Linked DNA regions of Homo sapiens: region 2 is linked to region 1. A link is an interaction called in ENCODE POLR2A ChIA-PET data of the cell type or tissue named here. Cell type or tissue: A673. All regions are shown on one strand.

Evidence for each region. Peaks named below come from ENCODE experiments on the same cell type or tissue, not always from the same donor. Only the 100,000 strongest peaks of a DNase experiment are listed, where the experiment ranks them.
Region 2: POLR2A ChIA-PET joins it to region 1 with 11 read pairs; 2 of 35 experiments call an interaction of 5 or more read pairs at or near these places.

Annotation. Positions count from the first base shown.
Region 1 is chr22:39,489,006-39,491,505 of GRCh38, forward strand. MGAT3 (beta-1,4-mannosyl-glycoprotein 4-beta-N-acetylglucosaminyltransferase) reads left to right here. Exons shown (of 2, transcript NM_002409.5): 2 at 1-2,500. Among named protein-coding and RNA genes, the nearest start is that of MIEF1, 12 kb to the right of the region's middle. RefSeq lists an enhancer at 1,179-1,473. In A673, no CTCF peak of the experiment used is centred here; a DNase peak (open chromatin) is centred at 1,326.
Region 2 is chr22:40,065,528-40,068,027 of GRCh38, forward strand. It overlaps a transcript of TNRC6B not described here. Among named protein-coding and RNA genes, the nearest start is that of TNRC6B-DT, 22 kb to the left of the region's middle. In A673, no CTCF peak of the experiment used is centred here; no DNase peak of the experiment used is centred here.

The DNA.
Region 1 (2,500 bases):
CTATCTCCCTGCCTCCTGCCGGCTCCTTGGTTCTTGAGGGGACCAGGAGTGGGTGGGGAGTGGGGGTGGGGGTAGGGTTTCCCTACTGAAGCCCTTGTGAATCAAGGGTCAGGCCTTTGAGCTCAGAAAATATCCCTCCTGTTGGGAGAGGGCGCAGGCCGTGACGTCTGGGTGGCCCTTATGACTGCCAAGACTGCTGTGGCCAGGAGGTGCCACTGGAGTGTGCGTGGTGGTCCCTGGGTAGCGGGGGAGGGTAGGCAGGATTGGGGAAGAGAGCCTGCAGGATCTCACCAGGCAGCCTCTGGGGGGTGGCCAGGCCGGGAAAAAGCCCACCATTTGGCATCCCTGGGCCTTGGGCTCCGTGTGGGAGACCGGCCTGCCAGGAGGACCCAGGGCTCTGTAAGTAGATGCATTTGGGTCCAGGAGGAAGCGTGGACACCTCGTAGGGAAGAGATGAAAAAGCCACATCCTACCAAGAGGAGGTGCTGAGGGATGCTTTGCAGTGTAGTCAGAAGTGCTGGGCCAGATGGAGACAGAACTCCACCCCCTGCCGCAAAGGACAGGACCTGGCTGCCCTGGGATGCTGGTGCCTGAGTCTGTCTCTGTGCACCCCTCAGGCTGTCGTGAGCCAACACAGGGGCCTGGAGAACCCTGAGGAGCTTTCCTTTTGGTTCTAAACCCGGCGTTGACGTTCCTTCTCCCTTTCACATTGCTGTCTTGTGGACTGTGCACTCAGTCCTTGCAAGGCCAAGAGTCCAGTTGTAGGTGTGGCCTTGAGGGGGAAGTGGGGAGGAGAAGACTGACATGAGTCCTCTGCACGGATCCGTCTCTCCCTCCCCATCACCCCTTCCTTCTGACACCCAGTCCCAGCTGTCCACTGTCCCAGGTGCAGTCACTGTTGTGCCCTTCCTTGGGGCAGGCTGGCTGGGGGCCAGAAAGGGGCCATGAGGCTGTCTTGGGCCCAAAAAGGGACAATAAGGCCAGTTGTATGCTTCCTGTTCCTCATAGCTTGCCTTGGTGGGGATGTCTTTGTTGGAGTTGATTCTGAGCTGCTGTGATTAGGAGACCCTGAAATACAGTGGTTTAAGCAAGATGGAAGCTTGTTTCTAATTAGTCTAGATTGAGATGGCCCAGAGCTGGTAGGGCAGCTCTGCGTTTCTTCATACGCACCTTCCAATTCTGGGTACACAGCGGCTGCTCCAGCGCCCACCCTCCTGTGTGCATCCAAGCCTGGGGGAAGCAGAAATAGACAAGAGGGCACACCCACTTTTTGCTAAAGGCATGAGCCAGAATTGGCAGGCTCACCTCTGCTGGCCTCTCATTGGCTGGGACTCAGTCACATGGCCACAAGCAGCTGCTAGGGAACCTGGGAAGTGTAGTCTTCAGCGGGGCCGCCATGTGCCTGGCCTCACCTTGGGAGTTATCTTATTGATGGAGGAGAAGAGAATGGATATGGGGGACCAGTAGCATCTCTGGGAGAGGGGGAGGGAGCAGCAATAACTCAGTCGTCGGATCCAGCTCTCATTGTCAGAGTTTCCGGAACAGCTTGCTCCTGTTTCCCTCACTGTGCAGCCCAGGGCTGGGGGCAGTGAGGAGCTTGCAGCTCTGTGGGAAGGGGAAACACCCCCTCCCCTCGGCCCCTCAGACGCTACCCAATGATGCCGGTTTGCAGAGTTGGCCTGTGGAATGGCTCATGTTTGTGCGTGTGTGTGTGTATATTTATGGGCATGGGTGCATGCTTGGTGTGTATTTGTACATGTCTGTATTGCTGTGTCCCTGTAAATACATGCTTGTGTATGGATGGAAGAGGCCAGGCCCAGGCCTGGCCTCTTCCTCGGGCCTGTGGCCACACCTCCTGCAGCTCCCCAAAATGACTGAGGCAGAAAGCCCTTGGGGAGCCTAGAAAGCAAAGCTAAAGGGGATGCAGGGTCTGTCTGTCTGTCTGTCTTTCAGTCTGAGGAATGAGAATCCTGACCTGAGGGCTGTGCAGCTGAGAGCCCACTACCTCCCCAGCCCCTCTCGGCCCCAGCCGCATCATCCCACCTGTCCCCTCCCCCCCACCTCCAGTGGGGCTTTCTCCAGATGTCTTATGGTTGGGGGTTTCCTGATGGGCCAGGAGAGGAGGGCATCTTCTTGCGACAGCACTGTCTGGGTTAAGTGCCCAGTGAGGGCATGGTGTGGGGAGCTGGCCTCAGAGGAGCCGCTGGTGGGCAAGCGTGAAGTGGGCTGAGGGGCTCTGAGCCACTTTGCTCCCATCTAGGGGACTGCCCCCCATGGAACTCCTTTGAAGTCACAGCAGCCTTCCTTTCTGTTTGCTCTTGGGGCTGAGAGGTGGCTCAAACACTCGGGGTCCCTATGGCTCTGGGTCAATCTAGGCCAGGCTGCACCCCATGGACAGGGAGTCTCAGGGCTCCTGATCATGCCCAGGCCCTGGCCTGGGGCCTCCCTCCTTGGCAGCTTTCCCACCCCCACGCCCCTGGCATCCTCAGTTGCTATGGGA
Region 2 (2,500 bases), 580 kb after region 1:
TGGTAGTTTGTGTCTTTCTAGGAATTTGTCTATTTCATCTAGGTTTTCTAATTTGTTGGCATACAGTTCATGTCTGGTGATTTTTATTGGATGCTAAACTTTGTAAGTTTTATATTATTGGATGGTGGATCTTTGTGTATCTCTGTAAATATTATTGAGCTTTGTTCTGGATCGACGCTGTTTGATCCATTTGGGTGTTGCTTTTAAGCTCTGTTAGATGGAAGCAGAACAGTACTTTGGATTAATGTTCTTCACTACTGAAGCAACTGAATCTTCTGAGTCTTCTACTTAGTGCCCCACGAATGATGGTTTTTACTCTGTCTGGTGAGATTAGGCACAATTCCTGGCCCCGTGTGAGTTCCAAAGATTGTTTCTTCTAATCATTTTGGGTAGTTATTTCCCCAGCTTAGGGCAGTTTTCTCACATAAACGTGCTGTTTTTGAACTCAGCTGAATACTCAGAGGGTCTCCTACAGATCTCTGGAGTTCTTTCTCTGTGCAGCTCTTTTCTCTCTTGGTACTACTGTATGCTGCAAATTCTGATTCCTTGGCCTTTTCAGAATCTAGCTCTGGCTCCTCAAGTAAAGGTATTCCTCTGAGTTCCCCCTGGGTTTCCCTCCCTGTTCTGTGACTGGGAAACTTTCCCTAGGCAGCAAGCTAGGCCAGTCATAGGCCACCTTCTTCATTTGCCGTGTCTCAGGGATCACATCACTGTCCCATGCTGCCTGTGGCCAGTATCTTAAAAACTGTTTTATATATTTCATCCAGTTTCTTAGTTGTTTCAGGTATGAGGATAAATATTGCTCTCGTTACTTCACCTTTTCTGGAAGCGGAAGTCTTGCCTTTTCTTAAAATATCAGGAATTCTTTAGGGGTTGCTTCCAGAGTATGAGATATTCTTTGGAATTTCCGTAGGGGGAATATCTTCCTTCTTTCAGGATGGATTTGATTTTGAGGAGCAACCAGGAGTATGTTTTCAGGTCTGGATATGTGATTTCTCATCTGGGTAATACTGTTTGAGGTCCAAAATGAGCTCAGTGTAATAAGGCAGCTTTCCTTGTGTGATTTGTAAACTAGTTTGGAAACAAAATAAGAGTTGCAAAGTATTTTCATTGGTAACCTGATTAAGATAAGGATAAAACTTCTTAGGGGTGTGTATCTTGAAAAATAACTTTAGTTTGAATGCTTCTCTATATTTGCTGGTATATATTATTGTTTATATTTAAAATTTGAACTGAAGTATTTAAGAAAGCTTGGTTTTATGTGATAGTCTCCCTCCAACTTGATTATAAACTTACTGATATTTGAATACTTTTGTACATTTCTCCTTACTACATTGCACTCTTAACTGTGGAAGCTTCTTTTCTTTTTTTTTTTTTTCTTTTTAAATTTTTTTTGAGACAGAGTTTCACTCTGTCACCAGGCTGGAGTGCAGTGGCATGATTTCATCTCACTACAACTTCAACCTCCGAGGCTCAAGTGATCCTCCTACCTCACCTTCCTGAGTAGCTGGGATTACGGGCACATGCCACCATGCCCAGTTAATTTTTGTATTTTTTGTAGAGATGGAGTTTCGCCATGTTGCCCAGGCTAGAATGTGGAAGCTTGTCACATCATGATAATCAACTAATTAATTTCTGTGTAAAGAAACTGATATCACTCTGTCAAAAATATGTTGCATGATACAAAGTATGTAAAATTGATTTTTGTTACCTGTACAGTTTATAATGCCTTCGTAAGTTTAATTAAAAGCTATTCATATACGATGTTGAATTCCAGTAGCATGAGCGCATATCTGTATTTGTCTTGTACTGTGGGAATTATGTGAATGCCCTAGTTCAAAGAGATGCCTTGACTCTGGATATATTAGGGTTCTCTAGAGAGACAGAACCAACAGAATATATATTTGTATGGATACATGAGAGAGGATTTAGTAGGAGAATTGGCTCCTGTGATTATGAAGGCCGAGAAGTCCCACAATAGCCCGTCTGCAAGTCGGAGAACCAGAGAAGCTCAGGCGTGTCTCAGCCCAAGTTGAGAGGCTTAAGAACCAAGGAAGCCAGTGGTGTAACTTTCAGTCCAAGGCTGAAGGCCTGAGAGCCCCAAGAGGCTGCTGGTGCAAATCCCAGAGTCCAAAGGCTGAAGATCGTGGAGTTCTGATGTTCAAGAGCAGGAGGAGGAGGGAATCCCATCCTGGAAGAGACAGAGAATGCACCCTTCTTCTACAGGGTTTTTCCATTCAGGCCCCTAGCCAATGGGATAGTGCCTGCCCACATTGAGGGCAATAGTCTCACTCCCCGACTTACCTGTCAGTCTCCTCTGGAAACACCCTCCCAGGCACACCCAGAAGCAATGCTTCACCAGCCATCTAGGGATCTCTCAACACAGTCAAGTTGATACCTAAAATTAACCATCACAGTGGATATGTTATGTCATTAACCAAAGAATGTCCATAGAACCAAGTAGATTGGAATATACACTCTATCATATGCCACCTTAATC